Regions from separate parts of the Mus musculus genome. Here all the other regions are linked to region 1. A link is a contact called in ENCODE Hi-C or POLR2A ChIA-PET data. All regions are on one chromosome and are shown on one strand. The core of a region is the stretch at or near the end of the contact, and the rest is flanking DNA. Distances in the headings are between cores, read along the strand shown.

Region 1 (3,320 bases), core at 54-2,553:
AATAGACAATGGTACCATTGTGCCAAACTCTTTTAGTGAGGTAGCGTATAAACTGAAGTTTCTAAGCCAGACCATTTGGATTAACTCTTATGGGATGAGGCAATGGTATGGCTGTCTTTTGAGGGTTACACCATAGACCTTTGACTGGCCCGGAGGTCACTATGTAGACCAAGATGATGTCAATCTCAGAAAGATGACAAGTTTTTGCTTCCTGAGTTTCATGATTGAAAGCATGTGCACTTTCACACATGGCTATGCCTTCTGTTCGTTATCACAAGACCAAGTGTTTCCTATTCAGGGCCAGAGATATGTGATCTGCATCATTACTTAGGAACGCCTACTCTCTGTGAGGGGGGGGGGGTTGTTTGTTTGTTTGTTTGTTTATTTCCACTCTCTGTGAGGGTGCTTTCTCAATTTTCTCTCTAATTGGAGAGGAAGAAGGGGGAAGGGAGGAATGGAGGTGTGGGGGGGAGGATGATGGAGGAGGGGAGAGGCGAGGGGAGTCGAAAGGAGAAAACAAAAATCAAGTATAGAAATAGCCACGCTTTAACAACCTTGATAGCATCTAACAACCCCGCTATGCCCACCTTCTTCCCTTTCATATTTTCAACCTTAAGGAGAAAGGATTGTGATAGTTTTATATTCGCCTTCTAAGTGAATCACAGCGCCCAAGCTCATTATGAGGCAGAGGTCCATCCTCAAAAAACTTTCGACCTTGTTCATTTTTTACTAGCTACCTAGAAGCTCCCCGGCAGGATGAAGACTCGCTCTGGCCGCTCTATTTCTTCCGGGTAAGGGGGGTGGGTAATAAAGCCTTGAACGCCAAGAGCCCCAGAACCGCATCCTAGAAACCAAGCAAGGCAAATCTCCCTACTTAGGAGTCCCTCCTTTACAGAGACCGGTATAGCAGAACCAGACAAGCATGTCCTTCATTACGTCACGCATAGCTCCCAAGACTCCAGCTTAAGTCTTCTCCGCCTCTCCCCAAGGGGCCATCTTAGCCACCTCCCACCCTCGACTCTCATTGGCAGCTAGACCTGCTTGTTCCCGTGGTTGCTAGCAGCGACGTAGGCGGGCACAATCTTGGTCACTAAGATACTTCACTTCCGGTTCCTCTCGTCCTTCGGGAAAAACATCTCATTCGTCCGGCCAATGGTGAATGAGAAGTAGGCGGGACTTGGTTGGTTCAGACCAAACAGACGCGAGCTTGTGCGGCAATGGCGGCGGGACGGCCCCTGTAGGGCGGCTCGGGCGCCCCCACGTCCGCTTTGCGTCCTTTCCCCGGCACCGCCCCGCCCGATCCCGGATTCCGCCTGGAGCTCGCTGCTGCCTGATAGAAACGCCAGGGAGCCAAGATGGCAGCTGCCGACGGTGACGATTCGCTCTATCCTATTGCGGTGCTCATAGATGAACTCCGCAATGAGGACGTTCAGGTACGGGGATCCTTCCGTTAGAGTGTGTGGGGGAGATCGGGGACGGGGATCTTCGCGGAATGTGGGAGCGATGGCTCCGGGTTCTCCGGGAGTGGCGGAAAGCAGCGGCAGCCAATCAGAATTCAGGTCTCATCTTTCTTAATAGCAAGGTTCGATGAGATGGCAGCCTTCATTGGGTGCCCGGCCAAGCGGAGGGCAAGCCTCGAGGGTCCTACCTGAGTGCGCGCGGCCGCCCCAGATCTGGGCCTGGGCGGCCCGAGATAGGGTGGCGGTCTTGTTGCCGCCTGCCAGTCGGTGATTGGCGGCGGACTCAGAATGGCTCTTTGTAGAGAATCGGCGGGGGCGCGTGACCTGCTGAGTAGAAACCCTCAGGGGTCCTGGCGACCCGGGTAGAGTTCCCATTGCTTTTAATGTTTTCGTTTTAACTGGAAGGAGTGGGGACTGATATTGGGATTGGGGACTGATACCGAGATTTCTGTCCATTCTTCACCGACCTCCACCTTGTATTTTGGGTTAGCTCTCCTGAAGGAGGAGGAAGGAGGCGGTGAAAGTATCCTCTCCTGAGATTTAACTAGCCGTAGCTGGGGTGGGTAACGTGCACAGACCCACCTGTTCTCCGACCTGGTCCCAAGCCGGCCTGCCAAGAGAGTTGATAGTTCTGGTTCATGGGAGAAGAATGAGCCAGGACCCCAGAGTTGTCGGACTGCTTTGGATTTGAAAAAGAGGTCAGACCTCAAGGCCGCATCCTCTCACCTGAGGATGACCTTGTGTGCACATTATTTCATCGCCCCTGGCTTCTGTTTTCTACAAATAGCGGCTAATAATAGTCCTGGTTTCCCTCGGTGGCCGAGGAAAAGTAGTAAAATGAAACTGGCTGTATGTAAAGGCTCTATAAATGTTAGCAATTATTTTGGGGGTGTGGCTATTGTGGCACTGTGCTACAGCCCTCTGCTTTTCCTTTTATATAGAATTGTTCATGCTGCACTCAGTCACCTTCCTGAACCTGGGCCTATCCTCTAAGTCTTACGTATTTATGTGTGACTCTGGTTCCATTGTTGGCAAGACTGGATTTGTACTCCTGGATCTTGCAATTTTTGCAAATTGACTCAGGCAGTCTGTGTTTCTCTTCTGTTAAATGGGAATAATAATCTGGTTTTGGGTATACTGAATGAATTTATTTGCATATGTTCTGTAAACACATGCAAAGCATGAGGAATGTTATTGGGTCATAAAGGAGACCAGAGCTTGGTATAGTGGTGCATGCATGCTAGCAATCCCAGCACTCAGGAGGCAAAGGCAGTGTCAAGGCTAGCCTGGTGACACTGTATCAAGAAAGAAGCAGTCTGGTTGCTGTACAAAGGCTAGATGTGAAACAGGTAAACAGAACTAAATCTGCATATTACCACATGTAAGAAAGAATGAGACTTGTCAATGTTGAAAGAGTGAATCAGCAAGTGTTTGCTGGGCCTTTCTTCAGAGTGGTATTTTGGATAGTTGAAGAACAAAAGAACAAAACTTGCCTTAAAGGAATTAACCTTTTAGTGAGTGGTCACAGATAAATAGGCATTATGTTGACTATGGAAAATTTTAAGGAGAAAATAAGAAATGTAGAGTAAGCATGGGAAAGTCTTGTTGAAATTTGAAACAGTACCTGCTTGTTGAAGGAGCCATTAGATTCTGGGCAGAGTGTGTAACCTCTAGACAGTTGGGTGAGGAATTAGGCTAGTTGAGGGAGGCTCCTTCTAGGATGTAAAGTTTAAAAAGTTGGAGATGAATCCAGATAGAGAGAGAGAGAGAGTGTGTGTGTGTGTGTGTGTGTGTGTGTGTGTGTATGCGCGCAATGGCTATAGTTCTAGTTTTTTGGCTCCAAGGGTGTTTAGTAATGTC
Region 2 (3,239 bases), core at 304-2,803, 710 kb after region 1:
AAAATGTGGGGCTCCCACAGGGAGACTAATGACAACTCCTGACTCTTGATATTAGCTCTTTCTAAAGCAGATAATGAGTCCAGCATGGTGGCACATGTCTGTAACCTTAGCATGCTAGAGCCAGAGTAGGTTCATCTCAGTGAATTCAAGGCCAACTTATCTTGCAAAACAACAACAAAGTCAACAAAAACAAAAATCCCATAAGATACTGATGCTACCAAGCAATAAATTACAGACTGATGTAATCATTTAAACTGTTGCCTTTAAAAACAGGTTTACATGGCAAAATCCTGTCCTGAATGAATGAATGAATGAATCCTCCCAATCTTTCTATTATTAACTATTTTACACTCACATATACATGTATATACACACAGAATGTGTGTGTGCATTTGTGCGCTCACATCAAATACTGCCCACTCTCATCTCCTACCTCTCCACTATCCTGGTTCACAATTCCAACAGTCACTCTACTGTGTCCATATCTATTCATATTGCTTGTGATCCACTGAGATGAACCAGAGCCATTTGTGAGACTGTGGGTTTGGAGCCTGATGTGTGCTGGACCCTGATATGCTAAAGGCACATCACTCTTCTAGAATCTATGAATCTATCCATAGTCAACATCTGAGAGGTTGTGTGTGCCATTCCCTAACCTACACTGACTGTGGTCTTGTGTGAGGCCAGTGCACATAAAGACAGCTGCTGTTGGTTACTGATTACAATAGTTGTATGGTCTGGAGAATGCTGTGTCGTGTCTTAGCCTTTCCCCTCCTTTTTCCCTTCTTATTTCCTAACCACCTCTTCTTCCTTGGTGGTGTCCCCAGAGGTAGAGATTGATGGTGTAGCTGACGGCTTAAGTTTTACTTATTTTCTCTATCAGGATAGTCAAGAGTCTCTGCACCCATCACTCTATTAAAAAAGGAAGGAAAGAAGGAAGGAAGGAACGACAGAAGGAAGAAATTCTATATTTTCTCTCAAAGGACTTTAAGTATGAGTCATAGAAGGCTAATGTCTTTCTGAGTTAGTGAACTGGCAAGTCTGCCTTCTTGTGGTGAAAGCAGTACACTGCGGGGTGAATTCTGCCTTGGGCTGGTAGCAAAAGCTACCAGATCTCTGACTTAAGTTCTTTAAATGTCTCTCCCTAAGTCAGAATTTCAGTATTTTGGCTTCTCATGTTTGTGTGTTGGGATGGGAGAGCCTGTTGCTGTTTGGTATGAACTATGTAGCCCAGAGGCTGGTTGTCAAGTCCAGGTGTCAGGCTATCTTGGATATAAAGGGTTCAAAACTCACTGTGTGTGTCAAACATTGGGTGCACAGCCTCCTAGCAGGTCCACTTCTCACTTCTGGTCTAGGCTGGCAGCAAGCATGAGGGGAGACTGTTCAGCCTGACATCTGGAGCTGTGTGGAAGGCAGCTTGACACAGAATGGGAGGGAGCTATCTCCGTAAGGCGGGGCCACTTACCCGGAAACAGAGGGTGTGAGGATGTGGCCTGTTGAGGCGGGTGTGTGATGTAGAAAAGTGTTCAGAGTGGGAGGAGTTAGGGGGTGACGTAAACGGAAGCTGGGAACCGGCTGATGAGGCCTGGGTAGTTGTACTGAGAGCCAAAGCCTGAGTGTCAATGACCTGTTCAGGTGCAGAGCAAGCAGGCCTGCACCGTGGGGAATCATGTGGTGCAGACCTGGGGTCAGAACACAGGGTGGACTTCGGGGAAGGTAAAACTCGGGGCTGACGTGGGCGCCGCGCGGGGAATGGTGGGGAAGTCTGCAGTGCAGCAGCTGGACCCGCCTCCCTACCGCCCTGGATCCTCCCAGGTCAGAGAAGCTGAGGGGCTGGGAAAGGGGAGGGAGGGGACCAGGCTGTGATCAGTTTCTCTGCTGTTCCTAAGGAAGCAAGCTCTGAAGTTTTGCTGTGGGTTTCTTCCCTTGTCAACACAATTTTAGGTCATATGAACTGAAGTAATCCTGATTTGTTTTTTATTGTTCACCTGATTGCCAAAATATTCATAGTAGAGTGGTCTAGGAGAATATTTGAATTTATCTTTTGATGCTTGCAAAACAGTTCTCTTTATTTAGGTGAAAAGGACAAAGCTCTTGGAATTTACATTCATCCATGCTAACTCCCTTGTTATACCCGTGAACATACTTGGTGACTTGGCATCTGCTGAGAGCTTTTAGACAGCAGTCATGAAAGGAGTGGCTGCAAATGTAATTGAATCCAAAAGCATATTTTTTTGCGAGTTTCATAGATATGGTTTTAACCATTAACATTTAAAAGTAAACTCTATACCCACCATTACCTTTCCTTCGGAGACATGCACTCCCTGATGTAAATGCAATATTCTGCTATAAATGCACCAGGCTTGTTGGCATGCATCTTTAATCCCAGCATGGGGGAGGGAGGACAGAGGCAGGCAGATCAAAGAGTTGGAGACCAGCCTGGTCTGCTTGGTGAGGTCAGGATAGCCAGAGCTACATGATGAGCTCCTGTCTCAACAACAACAAAAAACAAAAGGACAGAAAGAAAGAAAGAAAGAAAAGAAAATCGTGTTTTTGTGCTGAGTTCCTAGAACCTGGAAAGGCACAGTAGGCTATTTGAGGGTATAGGTCACAGTATTTTCACAGTTTGCGCATTATAAACCAGGTGGTATTGGCACACGCCTTTAATCCCTACATTTGGGACTAAAGGTGTGCACCAGGACAAGGACTTAAACTGCTGTTTTGTATTTTGTGGTCATTTCTCAGCCACTGGTGTGACTGTGGACTTCCAGAAGAACAGGCAGTGTCAGGACCCTTCTGGGAAGGCCTTGTTGCAGAATTTCAGCACTCTGGTTTGTGTGGGTGAGAACAGTTTGCTTCCAGCCTCCCTTGTTCCTCCTCAGGAAGAGGCAAGTTATTCTGCAATTGTGAGATCTTTGACAGTGTAAAGCTTCCATCCTTTTTTAGTCCATAATAAATTCAGAACCTCTCTAGTGTATCATATTCTCATCCCAGTCATTCAGTTCCATTTGTGCCCCTGAGACTTGACTGAGCTGTGACTGAAAGTGAGGTTCAAGTTACACTAACTGAAAATGCTTCCTAAATATTTTCAGTATTCTGACACTGCATGAGAATTGGGGGATCGCCGTAGAATTTTCTTTTTATCTCCTGAGCACAGTGCTGTGCCAGAAATGAAGGTGCTTGCTAAATACTCTTTTTCTCATGTGCAGGGTTCACTGATCACCCAGACCTGCTTATCT
Region 3 (3,594 bases), core at 881-3,380, 790 kb after region 1:
TCTTTCTCATACCGTGTCTAAGGTAGACCAGGAGCTAAACCAAGAACCCTGGGCTGCAAAGAACGGGGAGATAGTAATCAAACAAAGAGTCAGATTTGAGTGGATGAAAGAGCCCAAGTAAGGAGTTCAGTCAAGTTGAAAACATACTTGAAAATGATTTTTCCTTGCTGTTTCTCAAGAAACAAGTCTTCTTTTTCTATTTAACTTTTCATTTATTTTGAGGATTTCATGAATGAGTATTGTGTGTTTACATCATTTTCACCTCTTTTAACTGTGTGTGTGTGATTCCTGGTGAGTCAATTTAGTGTTGTGAGGTACATGTATTTATGGATAAACACTTGGAATTAAATAAACGATCAGTTTTAGAGATTAGAAGGTGTTTGATAGTTTTCACTCAGGAAATTGCCAAGTTTTCAGTCTTGGTCAAGAATGATGTGTGGTGGCACACACCTTTAATCCAAGCACTTGGGAGGCAGAGGCAGGCGGATTTCTGAGTTTGAGGCCAGCCTGGTCTACAGAGTAAGTTCCAGGATAGCCAGGGCTAGACAGAGAAACCCTGCCTCAAAAAACCAACAAAACAAAACAAACAAAACAAAACGAATGATGTGTAATGTAATCTAGGGTTACTGGTTTTTGTTGTTTTTCTTTAATGATATCTCTTCAGTTTGTTGATCTATATTTTGACTAAAATACATGGGCTATAGTTTTTAAAGTTTAAAAACTGTACATATTTGTTTTTAATAAGTAAAACAGTATTTTTAGTATAACATTGAAGCTAAATGGAAAAATATCTTGCCTCTAATTTGAAGCACTCATATTTTATTATTTCAGCATGTGAGAAGCAAAGGATAATTACTTGGCTTATTTTGTGAAATTGGTAACTCAGTGGGATGGCTTCCTTGGGAATCTTTTTCCCTGGGGGATATAACCCCCAAATATTTTACTTGATTTTTTTTAACACAAATTGTATGTTTGTTCTATTTTAGATTTGATCAGTCCAACACAAGTAGGCAGCATTGTAATTAGAGTCCTATTTTATGTGTGTTGATGCTGTGTTCATAAAATTTAGCCACTTAAGTGGCTGAAGAACTTAACTTTGTAGTTTCTACGAGAGGCACTTGGCCACGGAAGTATTTGTTTATGTTCTGCTTAAAGAGCAAAAGGGTTTTGTTGTCCCAGTCAGTAATGGGAATGACAAGGTTTTCCCATGAAGAACAGTGTCTTTACCCAAAGCAGTATGTGCCTGATGTCAAGTAAAGGGTGGGAGGGTCGAATTCCTTTCAATGTCTGTAAAGAAATTGATGCCTGCCAATGTGCTGTCAGAAAGCCTTTAAACAAAGAATCCCAAGATCAAAGCATCAAAGATTCAGGATGTTGATACTCCACGCGACCTGTGACATAAACACTGAAGACATATTGCTCTGAAGAAACAACAACAACACATACACACATAGACACACGCAAAGGGACATGCACAACGTTTACCAGGAAAATTAAGGAAGTCAAAAATGCCAGGAACAGATTACCAAGAAATATAGCCTATGTTTACTGAGAGCTTCTACTTTTTTTTTTTTTTTTCAAGACTGGATCTCGTTATGTAGCCCTGGCTGTGCTGGAACTCACTCTGTAGGCCAGGCTGGCCTTGAACTCAGGCCTGGCTCTGCCTTCTGAGTGCTGAGATTTTACAGGCTTGCAACACTACTGCCCAGTGAATTTCCTTTTTCCCCGTTACTTCATATTAAGTTTTCCTTAACACCTGGCCTTATTGGATTCATCTATTTAGTCCTCATTTTTCTCTCCACCCTTTGCTTGTGATTTCTTGATCTCCAGTCATTTTGTTCTGTCATTTTTAAGTTTCGTTCAGATATTTGAACCCTTTCTTTGGGCTTTCACGCCATTGAACAGTCTCTAGAACTGTTTTGTAGTCTGCCTCTAATTTGCCGTCCTTAGAGAACACTGCCCCCTTTTCACCCTTTCCCATGGCAATTGACATTTCTTAAGGTGTCTGCCGCCCAGTGGGCGTTGGATACTTGCAGTTTTCAGAACAACATAGCTGGGACCCTTGGGAAAGTAAACGGAACAGGAAGTAGGTGGGCGGGATTGGGTACGGTGAGAGGACACTTAATAGTGGGTGGGACCAGAGTAGGCAACATATTCCCAAAAGCGGGAGAGGGCCTCAGCAAAACTCGCCTTTCCCTCAGAAATTTCCGGGGACACCTAGTGCAGAATCTGGGCCAAGGACACTGCCCAGGGTCTTGCGGAGACGTGAAAACTCCCGAGAGCCGCAGGTGCCGCGCGGGGCATCCTGGTAGAGTCAGCAGCGCGGCGGCGGAAACCGCAGCCCGGCGGCCCTGGAACCTCCCAGGTCAGAGGCGCTGCGGGGCTGGAGCGGAGTAGGGTGTGATCGGTTTCTGGGCTACTCATTAGGACTCTGCTCTCATGAGCTCCTAAGAACTGGACAATTCCTGACTTTTTTTTTTCTTGTAAGGTTTTCAACATATTCTCTTAAAAATCTCACAATTCTCTTTGTTAGTTCGGAAAGAACAAAACACTTTAAATTATCCAAGCTTTTCAAGAGAGTAGCATTTAGAGCTGGTGGATTGTCAACCTAAAAAACTTGTTAGATATTAGTCACATAAGGATCGACAGAAGAATCACAAATATATTTTCACAAACTCCACAGTTATAGTTGTAATCATTAATATTTACTCTGTAGAATTTTATCACTAACTTGACATCTGAGATGCACACATTCTATGATGTAAATACAGTACTCAAAATCTTGTATTCCAGGTGAGGGTCTTAATGTTACATCTTAGAGTCCAGAAAGTCACCTTATGCATGCTGAGTGTGAAGATATCAGACCCTACAGTATGTTCAGTGACAAAGCACCACAGTAGAAAGGACCTTTGCATAACTGTGGCTGCTTACTTACTTCAGAAAACAGTCTCCAATTCAATGTGCCCTTGGTTCATAACCTGCACTTTACTCAAGGGCAGGTGGCCAAAGTGTTGCTTTTTATTTCAGGATTTGTTGATCTCCAGTGATGTGGCTGTGGACTTGTCCCAGGAAAAGAGGGAATGCCTACACTCTCTTCACGGGGCTTTTTGCATAGAGACTTCATGTTAGAATTAAAGTGGGATAAGGTAGAAAAGACCATTTATTTGATACTGAATTACTGATTTATTGAATGATTTACTTAAAGCACTGCTGTAGTGTTCTGCAACTTCATCTTGCTACTTGGAACAGAATGACCTGGAGAGGTGGCGGAAACAAAAGTCTTGCCCTTACCTACCTTACCCGCAAAGCTTACATCTGTCAGCTGTAACCTGCATTTGAAAAACCTCCAAGCTAACTGCCTTGATGCTTCAGGGAAGTCCTGCTTACTTTCCTTCTGGCCCCACCTTGTGCTTATAGACTATAAAATGCATATAGGAACTGGCCTGGAGACCAGGCCTTTCAGAGCTCTCCCACCTTTGGTCCATCTGTGACATCTATTCTTTCACTGGCAGTGGTGTCTCAGAGTGCTTATTCTAGAATGATTACAATAGAAGCACAGCCTTTGGTTACTGTGTGTGAGAAGAGTTTTCTGGA

Evidence for each region. A loop is a pair of places that touch in the nucleus more often than their neighbours do. ChIA-PET counts read pairs that join two places held with the same protein, here RNA polymerase II (POLR2A).
Region 2: a loop to region 1 is called in a map of v-Abl transformed pro-B cells, with 4 times the contacts of the local background. The contact joins the promoter of Zfp983 here to the promoter of Ppp2r1a in region 1. A Hi-C loop is called at or near these places in 2 of 37 maps with a recorded cell type or tissue (T-helper 17 cell and v-Abl transformed pro-B cells). POLR2A ChIA-PET finds 5 or more read pairs at or near these places in 2 of 5 experiments (Patski and embryonic stem cell).
Region 3: a loop to region 1 is called in a map of v-Abl transformed pro-B cells, with 3 times the contacts of the local background. The contact joins the promoter of Zfp229 here to the promoter of Ppp2r1a in region 1. A Hi-C loop is called at or near these places in 1 of 37 maps with a recorded cell type or tissue (v-Abl transformed pro-B cells). POLR2A ChIA-PET finds 5 or more read pairs at or near these places in 1 of 5 experiments (embryonic stem cell).

What each region holds. Positions count from the first base shown.
Region 1 is chr17:20,944,151-20,947,470 of GRCm38, forward strand. It overlaps Ppp2r1a (protein phosphatase 2, regulatory subunit A, alpha), which reads left to right and starts at 1,304. Exons shown (of 15, transcript NM_016891.3): 1 at 1,304-1,433. The coding sequence starts at 1,356.
Region 2 is chr17:21,649,058-21,652,296 of GRCm38, forward strand. Zfp983 (zinc finger protein 983) reads left to right here and starts at 1,554. Exons shown (of 7, transcript NM_001357098.1): 1 at 1,554-1,815; 2 at 2,746-2,888; 3 at 3,210-3,239.
Region 3 is chr17:21,731,594-21,735,187 of GRCm38, forward strand. Zfp229 (zinc finger protein 229) reads left to right here and starts at 2,131. Exons shown (of 6, transcript NM_001164676.1): 1 at 2,131-2,365.